2 separate regions of the Mus musculus genome follow, and region 2 is linked to region 1. Evidence: chromatin loops called from intact Hi-C (ENCODE). Cell type or tissue: left cerebral cortex. All regions are shown on one strand. Links, peaks and the distances in the headings refer to the core of each region. The heading gives the core; the rest is flanking DNA. Region 1 has its middle 120 kb from the start of Sphkap. Region 2 has its middle 270 kb from the start of Sphkap.

Region 1 (5,391 bases), core at 272-5,271:
GAGTCACCATGTGACTTCTGATACCTGGATTCTTGTCAACACACAGCTCACTTGGAAAAATGTTATAAATATCACAATATATAATTTATTTGTCTTCAAAATTCAGTTAATTTTTAGAGTCTAAATAACATAATTTTAATTATACTTCTTTTATTTATATTTTTACTGTTCTGGTTATTTTTTTTTAATTTATGGTATAAACTTAGACAAATCTGGGAAGAGGGAACCTCAGTCAAGGGTCAAGGAGTTGTCTTCATCAGATTGTCCTGTGGGCATGTCTGCAGAACTTTTTGTTTTGTTGATTGCTAATTGATGCAGAAGGGCCCAGTTCACTATGAGTAGTGCCATCCCTTGGCAGATGGTTCTAGGTTGTATCAGAAAGGTAGCCCAGCTCACTATGCCTGGTGCCATCCTGGGTTGGATCAGGAAGGTGGATAGGCAAGTCACGAAGAGAAAGGCAGTAAAAGCATTCCTCTGTGGTCTCTTCTTCAGTTCCTGTCTTGACTTCCTGCCTGAAGTTCCTGTGCTGGCTTCCTATGGTGACAGATTGTAATGTAGAAACCTAAATAAAATGAATCCATTCCTCTACAAGCCAATTTTTGTCAGTGGTAAATCACACAGAGAGAATACAAACTAGGAAAACTATCTTGTAACATTTCATTTTCAACAGAGTTCTTTTACAGGCTCTAAATGACAGGCTTACTCGTAATGGATTTTAATTAATTAATTTACTTTTTGCTATGTAAAACACGTATTCCCCCCCCACCTTTCTTCCATTCTATACTCTCTAGCCTCTCACTCCCTTTCCCCTCCCTCCCTTTCTTCAGGCCATAACAGGCCTAAATGTGGTTGGTTAATTTGATTTGTTTTCTTCAACAGAGTTGTGTTTAGAGTACCTAAAGTAAAATAAATGCAATATCGTAACATCTTCATTTAGAAGAATTTGAGAGTTTCAGTTTTATCTCTCATATATATATATATATTTGCTGTAACCAATATACATAAAATCTACCATGTGAAGAATTCCTCTGACCACTGAAACCAGTTGTGTGGTGTCAAACTTTCTGCCGTGGTCGTTGAGTCTTGTGTGACTGATGAGCTCACCAGACAGAACCTAAGTATATACATGGAATTTAACTTTTCTGGAGGCTTGTATGGGATGTGAGATCTCATCTTTAGGGCTGCCGTATTACAGTTCCTTCTGATATTAGGATCTGGAAACCTCATAGATGACTAGAGATTTGTGTCTCATTAGGAATTGAATCTCTCATGAAGAGATTTTCATCAGTTTCTCCAAGGAATAGATGAAGAGATACAAAGGTCCAATCATATTTCCATGATTTTAGATAGCACTGCATTCTGTTCTATTTCCACAGATCTTCACAGAGCTGGTTAATATCCTACTTTCAGTAACAAGGCGTATCAGCTTCTGCATGTAGCATTTGAAAGCAACTGCAAATTCTTCTTTAAGAGGCTTCATACAGTTCTTGTCCTAGAGTCTATTTCCTGGAATTTCATTCTAAGAGACAGACCTGACAGTGTTGAAGCTTTTGTGCATGGTCAGAATGCACACCTCAAGTAATATTTGTCATGATACACAAATGGACATGTATTTTAGTCAGGGTTTCTATTTCTGCACAAACATCATGACCAAGAAGCAGTTGGGGGAGGAAAGGGTTTATTCAGCTTATACTTTCCATTGCTGTTGATCACCAATGGATGTCAGAACTGGAACTCAAGCAGGTCAGGAAGCAGGAGCTGATGCAGAGGCCATGGAGGGATGTTTCTTACTGGCTTGCTTCCACTGGCTTGCTCAGCTTGCTTTCTTATAGAACCCAAGACTACCAGCCCAGAGATAGCACCACCCACAAGGGGACCTCCCGCCTTGGTCACTAATTGAGAAAATGCCTTATAGTTGGATCTCGTGGGGGCCTTTCCCCAACTGAAGCTCCTTTCTCTGATATAACTCCAGCTGTGTCAAGTTGAGACACACAACCAGCCAGTGCAGACATGTGCGTAGATTTTCTACTGTCCACGGTCAGGCAGTCCCTTCTCCATATGTCTGAGATGCGTGGAATAGAAAACAGCCTTCAGTTGTGCCAACTTGGAACACAGAGGTCGTTAATAATCAGGAATATTTTATCACAATGCATTTGTCTGCCAGCAGAGAAGGGTGGAAAATAATCTCAGATTGTTAGTGAAGAAAATGCAAATGCAGATCCTAACACCTACTGAGACTTTCTAACATAGAAGCAGCAGAAAATAAGCTGCTATTTTAGCTTTTAATCCATATGTTGGGCAAACTAAGGAAAGCCTGAGCAGTAGTGAGTTCCATGTGTAAGAAGGATAAAAGTCAGAACTTTGGAAGAGGCTAAATTCAAGAAGCCATTACTGGGTGTTCATATTCTCATCTTTGACTGACATGTTGGCTTTATTTGTTCTAGTTGGTGTACTCATGAAATTATGTCTTGGTCACTAATTGAGAAAATGCCTTATAGTTGGATCTCGTGGGGGCCTTTCCCCAACTGAAGCTCCTTTCTCTGTGATAACTCCAGCTGTGTCAAGTTGAGACACACAACCAGCCAGTGCAGACATGTGCGTAGATTTTCTACTGTCTACATGTGCATAGATTTATATGACTTCTCATATAAACATCTCCTCTGAGGCAATAAGCTGCTGGCCCATGCTCTGTGGTGTGCATTGCTTAAAGTGGGCTGTGTGCATTTGTGCCTATAGCTTGCTTCTGTATCACCCACCATCTTGTTGGCTTATTGTTAGCAGGGATTTGCTCACAGCCTCTCCCCTTTGGTGGCAGTTTTCACTGACCTGACTGGGATTTTGCAGTCCTTTGTTCATAACATTTTGACAAAAGAATCAAACAAGTTGGAAACCAAATAAGAAGGTAAGTCTCAGGACAACATCCCAGTGAAGGACTCATACTGGATCTTAGGTTTTCATAGCACTGTAGGAACAAGGAATGATATGACCACAAGAATCACCCAAAACACCCAAAACACCCTCACTTCTTTGTTGAAAACACATTGCTCTTAAACACAATAGATCTGTTAAGATGACAAACATCTTGTTAAATGATGGCATTAAACATTGGAAATGACTATGTTTGTTTAATACTTAGGCAGAACTCCAGACCACTTGGTATTAGTACCTCTGTGCTGGACTTAGGGAAAATGTGTTTATTAGGTATTTAAAATAGTTCAATAAATTTGTCCTCATACAAACCCTACATATTCACTTTATATTTCCAGAATAAACTCTGTGTTTGAGTGTAAGTCTGTGACATCTTGTTGAAAGGTGTACTGTAATTGTACTAAATTTGAAAGTGACTTGGGGATAGTATGAGAATTTGAATTTCATCGTCCATGTGTTCATGAAGAGATACAATCTCTTCCTTTAAATATCGTGTATGTTTTGTTTACAAGATTGGGCTTGAGGCAATTGAAGTCCTAAGAGGATCCAACTTAAGTTGATAAATATTAATCAAAGACACTCTTGAAGGTACTTGTGACACATAACTGTGGTTGTAAGTAGAATTCTGCTTGGATTATATACTTTAAGATCATTTAACTTTTCTTTTTTAAAAAATCGAAAATAGATTCTTCTCTCATACAATATATTCCAACCCCAGTTTTCCCTCTCTCTATTTCTCCTTGTTTTCCCTCCCCCTCCTTTTTTACCCAGATCTACCCCTCCCCAGTTCGCTCTTCAGAAAAGAGCAAGTCTCCAAGAGACGACAGTTAAACAGGTCAAGCCAAGATAAAATAAGATAAAGTAAATCTCCTCTCCCTATCTAGGCTAGACAAGGCAACCTAATTGGATGAAAAGAGCCCCAAGAGCCAGCAAAGAGTCAGAGATACCCATTTCCACTGTTCTAAGTTCCATAAAAAATACCATCTTAACAGCTGTAACTTATAGGCAGAGGACTTGGTACACACCCATGCAGACCTAGTACTTGCTGCCCTAGTGCTCTCTATGAGCCCATGTGAGACCTGGCTTAGCTGATGTTATTCTTGTGTCTCTACCCCCTTTGACTCCTACAATTTTTCTTCTCCTTCCATGGGGTTCCCTGATCTCTGAGGAGAGGGACAAAGTGGAGATGTCTAATTGTATACTCCCTCTTTGCATAATGTCTAGCTCTGAGTCTCTGTAGCCACTCCCATCTGCTGCTGGAAGATGCCTCTCTAATGACTTCTGAACAAGGCACCAATCTATTATTATAGCAGAATATTATTAGGAATCATTTCATTGATTTTCCCCCCAGAAATGTTTGTTTCTACCCTAGCATTCTGGGCTAACCTTTCTCTGGTTTGTGGCCATCCAGGCACTATAGAACTGCCTCTCATGATGTAGGACTCAAGTTAAAACAAACGTTGGTTGTCCATTCCCATAAGTTCTTTGCCACTATTGTCATAGAACATCTTGCAGGCAGAACAGATTGTAAGTGTAGGATTTTTGTGCCTGGGTTGGTGTCCAGGTTTCTCTTTCTGTAGCTTGCAGAATACCTTCTTGGACCGAAGAGACTATAATGTAGGAGTGGAGGCTCCATGCCCCTACCAGCTCAACCTCCTGACATTTAGTGAGCTGTATGACCCCATTGTTTTCTTTACTCCTCATTTTGTTTTTGAGATAATTCCATAGAGTTGAGTCTATCTATCTATCTATCTATCTATCTATCTATCTATCTACCTATCTATCTATAAGCTATCTATCTGATTCCATTTTTAGTAATTTGTGGGGTTAGTTTTTATTTCTATAACTTTTTATTGAATTTCTCTGTGAATTTTGTATCATGTACTCATCTTCCTATCCTTTTGTTGTCTGCTTTTTGCCCAGGCATCCTTCCCACCAAAGAAAATAGAAAGTAATACTTAAAAAGTAATTAAGACAAAACAAAACAAAACACCTTGCCATGGAAGCTGTGCTGTTTTTACAGTATATCCCAGTATACCACTTTGTGCACAGATCTTTACTTGCAAATGCTCATTGCAAGTGAGTCATTAGTCTGGTTCTAGGTCTCTGCCTTCTGCTACCCTATGATCCTCACCGTGACTCCTCTGAGATATGATGTTTTTGCCCTGTGTCATAGAAATCCTATACCACTGGATCTTCAGAACCAACCACTTCATGCACTGTAACAGTTCATAGATATGGTTTGGTGGGCTAAATCAAGGCCCTGGCTCTGGGCCTATGTGGTTGTTGAGTTGGTCAGTTCACTGACTCTTCCACACCCACACTACTGGGGCAAACTCTCAGTACTGTCTTAGCTCACTCACCCAGTGCTGCAGCCAGCAAGGAGCAGGGCCAGCTCTCCTGCTCTCACACCCACAGGGCCAGCTCAGCCATATCTCACTACCAGGACCAGGTCCATTGTGT
Region 2 (5,391 bases), core at 55-5,054, 150 kb after region 1:
TGGATGCTCACAGTCAGCTAATGGATGGATCACAGGGCTCCCAATGGAGGAGCTAGAGAAAGTAGCCAAGGAGCTAAAGGGATCTGCAACCCTATAGGTGGAACAACATTATGAACTAACCAGTACCCCGGAGCTCTTGACTCTAGCTGCATATATATCAAAAGATGGCCTAGTCGGCCATCACTGGAAAGAGAGGCCCATTGGACTTGCAAACTTTATATGCCCCAGTACAGGGGAACACCAGGGCCAAAAAGGGGGAGTGGGTGGGCAGGGGAGTGGGGGTGGGTGGATATGGGGAACTTTTGGTATAGCATTGGAAATGTAATTGAGCTAAATACCTAATAAAAAATGGAAAAAAAAAAGAGTAAGACAACTCCCATTGACTTACTAAGGGGCCACTATGCACACTGATAACAAATATCTTCAAATTTCTCTGATGAAGTTAATTGGGATGTTCTGAACGTGAGAACCATCTTCCCAGATCGTATGTCTAGTGAACATTTATAAAAATAAGATGGCTCTCCATAGGTAAACGTACACAGATGAAGTCATTAAGTTGTAATTCATGTTTGACAGTGCTTCTTCCGTCTCAGAAATCAATGTCAGAACTACTTTAAATTTTAAAATTGTATTTTTAAATTTTTAAAATTATAATTTTGTTGCTGTTTGTGTGGAATAACCCTATAAAGACCTTCCCAACTAGAAAAAAAAAAAAAGAAAAAAAAAGAGTTATCTTGACCGGCAGTTTTATAAAGTTCTCTATCTACAACCTTTCCCTTCCTGCCTCTCAGGCTTCCAGCCTTCCTAAGCTTGTCTTTTCTGCCTTTCAGTGGGTATGAATTGGTGTCTACTCTGAATAAAACAGTCAGCTGGAGAATTTTTATAAACAGTGTCTTCAAGTAATGTATCCACCTGTTAGGAGATGATCAGCCAAATTATAAGTGACTGCAGGAGAACTGAAGTATCTCAAGGCCTGGGGACAATGTCTGGCACTGCCCGTATTATAGCAGTGTTCCAAAACATATAAGTAGAAAAATGAGCATCTGTTTCCTTTGGGAGGACATCATCAACTGAGGAGGCTTGAGCTCTTCATTTTTCCTCATCAACCTGAGCCCTCAATGTCTTGTACTTGACCCCACACAGTTTACAAATGCTCTTGACCTTATGAGTCATTATCTAATGGACCATCAATGTCAAGGTCTCATACAGTGTTTCTCAATTCTCATTGTGCATGTGACTCCCCTGGGAATCCATTAAGGAGAAATTCCAGTTCAATATATGGAGGTAGAGTCTGAGAATCTACATGTTTAACTAGCTCCTGAATAGATTGAGTAGATTGCTACTAGCAAAACTCTAAATATTAGTTAAATGATACTATTAATAGACATATTCAAAGGTTAAAAATTCTACCTTGGAAATAATGCAAGATAAACATCCAGATTTCAAGATAGTATGAGGAGAAAGAGTTCCAGTGTGTAAGAATGGTGAGGAAATAAGGAAATGCTGCAAATGTTCCTACTATGAAGGATTGGCTGAGGAATATCTCTATGGGCCTTTTCTTCAATAGAATATATTGGAGCCACAATTAATTCTATTTCTGCAGCTATGAAAATACTTCTTCATGCTCTGATGATTCCCAAGTCTCCCATTGTGTGCATTTATTAGGCGACAGTTCTTGGTGACAATGATGGAAAATAACCTCTGGAGGAAACAGAGATTCAGGTGTCTGGTCTTGGCCTGTTTGATGCCAATTACTGGGGAGTGTTTATTCTTTTGTAATCAGACTACAGATAGTTGTAAGTTTTTAATCAGTGTCTTGTTTTAAGGGGTGAGAATAAAGAATAAAATTATTCAAAAAAAGCAGCCACATGCATTTGAATAATTCATTATTTAAATTTTAACATATTATTATTATGTGTTCTCAATTTAAAATAGCTTATGAAATGAAGAGACCTAGCATGCAAATGAGAACAGTTTCAGCAATGAAGTCTTCTGCCTCATCGAAACTAATTGTTATTTCCATGCATATTAGTAAGATGAGCTCAAGCTCAGACAACATTGGAAGGAAAACATGTATTCTGTTTTTACAAAATGTTTAGAAATTATTGAAGTTCCTACATTTTTACAATGATTAATAAAAAATGTACACTTTGAGATATCAGTTTTTCAAAGAATATATGTATGTATGTATACATATATAGATCTATTATCTTAAATAATAATCATAACAATAGATGGAAGTTATGGGTAAGACTTAGAATGACCAGATGAATAAACAGTTTTCTTAGCGAGTATTGTACCTCTAGCACTAAACTACCCCTCTATCTTAATGGAATGATTTTTTTAAATTAGCCATAATGAATTAAAAATAAGAAACACATTTTAAAATAACATTACATAGTTTTAAAAAAAATATGCTATGCCTCTTAAGACATGCCAAATCCTGTTGAGTGATTTCATTTTAAAAATAAAGGTCTGTGGAGGTGGCTCAGTGGATGAGAGCCGTTGGTACTTATCCTTAGCACCAGTGTGCAGTCTGAGCATCCACAAAACTGTAGTGTGAGGGTCGGGGAGAAGAGAGACAGCAGGACTCTGAGTCTTTTTTTTTTTAATTTTGTTTTTTTTTAATTAGGTATTTATTTCATTTACATTTCCAATGCTATCCCAAAAGTCCCCCACACGCCCCCCAACCCACTCCCCCACCCACCCACTCCCACTTCTTAGCCCTGGCGTTCCCCTGTACTGAGGCAGATAAAGTTTGCACGACCAATGGGCCTCTCTTTCCTCTGATGGCCGACTAGGCCATCTTCTGATACATATGCAGCTAGAGACACGAGCTCTGGGGGTACTAGGTAGTTCATATTGTTGTTCCACCTATAGGGTTGCAGATCCCTTTAGCTCCTTGATTACTTTCTTGGGCTGGAGAGATGACTCAGCCGTTAAAGGCTAGGCTCACAACCAAAAATATGACTCTGAGTCTTGAAAGCTGCCAATCTAGTTCAAATTCAGTGAGAGACCTAGTCTAAAAGGAATGAGGGAGACTGATGGAAGAAGGCACTCTATATCTTCCTCTAGCCTCTGTATGTGCACGCAGGCATTCACACCTGCAACAGATACATATGAGTAATGCACACATACAAAATGCAAACAAATAGGTAAAGACAGTAAGTTAAGAACAGCAGGAACTAGTAACATGGCCAGTAACTGATAAATTAATACAGAAACAATTATTTTGCTGGATACTTTTATGTTTTCACTTTCAGATCATTTAACTGTTTCCTTCTGTGATTGGCACCCATTAAGGAAAGCATCTTGCTACAAAACTACCCTACAAGAACATTTGCTTCTCTGTCCAAATCTGTGAGAAAAATCCCAGATACTGATTGGAGTAGGAAGTCTTCGGGGATATGCTAATTGAATATCATATTGTTTTAAAAAATACATCCCTTTTATACCCTGTTTTATCACACTTTAATTTTTCTTTAATATTTATTTAATACTTGTGATTGAATATAATATGTTTAGATCAATTCCAACCCCCCTTTCTTCTTTCCAATTCTTCCTTTATGCCCCCACTTCGAGTTTTCCTCCAAGCTTCATGTGATCTCCTGGACCCACATCTCAGTACTTACCAAGTTCATTTAATGTTTCCTACATATGTGCGGGTATGGCACCATTTACTGGAGCTTGTGTAGCCCACATCCCTGAATAAAACTCACTCTCTCCCCAGCAGTCAAAGATGTCTTGAGTGGATAAGACCAATATCCTTGGGATAAGTTTAGCAAAAACCCATGCAAATAACTGAAATGACCCTTTCATGAGAATTCAGCCATGGTGAAATCTCTGGACACAACTTCTGGCTAAGGAGTTCCAAGCTCCTTGTAATCTCTTGAGTAACAGGTAATACAGGATAACCCTTTTGTCAATAATATTCATCCCTAGTTGCAAGTCATGTAACACAAGTTTTAAGAAATTTGAGCTTTCTGGAGTCACGAGGGTGACTACAGCCAGGGCCCTTAGACAGTTATTGGAAGGAGCCTTATCATGAGAAGACTTAGGCACAATCTATTAAAGGGTGGAAACTTTGAGCTCCATCCCTGACCTTCAGAGAGAGAAAAGTGACTGGAGCCTAGAGATAGAATCACTAAGCAACACCTAGTGATGTGATCAGTCCTGCACATGCTAGGAAACTTTAAGGACTAACAGTTGGTTTCAGGGATCTTCTTTGGTAGTGAACGCATCAAGTTCTGCAGAGTAGCTCACTAACAGAGCATGGAAGCCCCATGCTTTATCACCTATATGCACCTATATTGCTATATATTTCACCTGTATTGCTCTATATGTCGCATGCATTTGATTGAATCAGAGTCGCAACCTTTATAAGAAGCAAATAATTGTAAGACCCCCATTTCTCTGAATTTTGTGAGTTATCTTGTAGAACTATCAACTCTGAAGAGGTAGTTATCACAAAAGCCCTGAGAAATGAGTTCAGATTCACAGCACTCACATAAAAAGCTGGGTATAGCAGCAGGTATCTGTAAATCTCATCAGTCAGGAGTACGGGGAATAGGAGGCTCTTAACATTGACTTTTGGCCCACAAACACACACACATGCACATGCATGCAAACATGCATGCACACACACACAAAGCCCTGGATTTTCAATTGCATTTCTAATGCTGGTAGTCTGGTGAACTGAGTTGATAAGTTGCAAAATCTTATGTCAACACCATCCAGATAGTGTCAAATTTTAATTGAATTATAGAACACACACTTGACATTGAGTTGATTGGTGTGAAGAAAGAAGAATTCACACATTTGATGTTGCAGTGGTCTGTGATTAAAACCCAGTCACAAGCAAACACCCAAGGAAGTAAAATTTTAGGACATTTTTGATTGTCTAGTTGATACTTGTAGACCTGGATTTAAAGTTATGTTCATCCATTTAACAATGACAGACCTCAATGCAATTGTCAGGATAGAGCAAGATAATTGGTTAAAAATACATTGCCAATGGACATGCTGAATCGAAGAATTCCTTCTAAAATGTGTAAGATAAGCTGTTCTCTGTATTCTTACAGTATAATGACCCCAGGAAATTTATCCACTAAGAAAAATATAAATATCATTGTGACAGTTCAGCTTCTAACATTCATTGATGTGTCATGATGGTTGGGTCAATGGTATCAACCATTTGGTCAACATTATTCTGGATGTGTTCTATGAAGCTGCTTATGGATGATATCTACATTTAAATTTGTGGCTCTCCATAATATAGGTGGACTTTACTTAAATATAGACCTGAATGGAACTAGTAAGGGCTCCCCCAAAAAGAAAAATAATGTTTTAGCAACTTTCTATTCAAGTTCCCGTCAAATAATCATAAGTCAA

The links. Peaks named below come from ENCODE experiments on the same cell type or tissue, not always from the same donor. Only the 100,000 strongest peaks of a DNase experiment are listed, where the experiment ranks them.
Region 2: a loop joins it to region 1, with 2.0 times the contacts of the local background. A loop is called at or near these places in 1 of 42 quality-filtered maps.

The regions. Positions count from the first base shown.
Region 1 is chr1:83,525,732-83,531,122 of GRCm38, forward strand. No RefSeq gene overlaps it. Among named protein-coding and RNA genes, the nearest start is that of Sphkap, 120 kb to the left of the region's middle. In left cerebral cortex, for the core only: no CTCF peak of the experiment used is centred there; DNase peaks (open chromatin) are centred at 2,255 and 2,846; H3K27ac peaks cover 922 bases.
Region 2 is chr1:83,678,987-83,684,377 of GRCm38, forward strand. No RefSeq gene overlaps it. Among named protein-coding and RNA genes, the nearest start is that of Sphkap, 270 kb to the left of the region's middle. In left cerebral cortex, for the core only: no CTCF peak of the experiment used is centred there; a DNase peak (open chromatin) is centred at 2,975.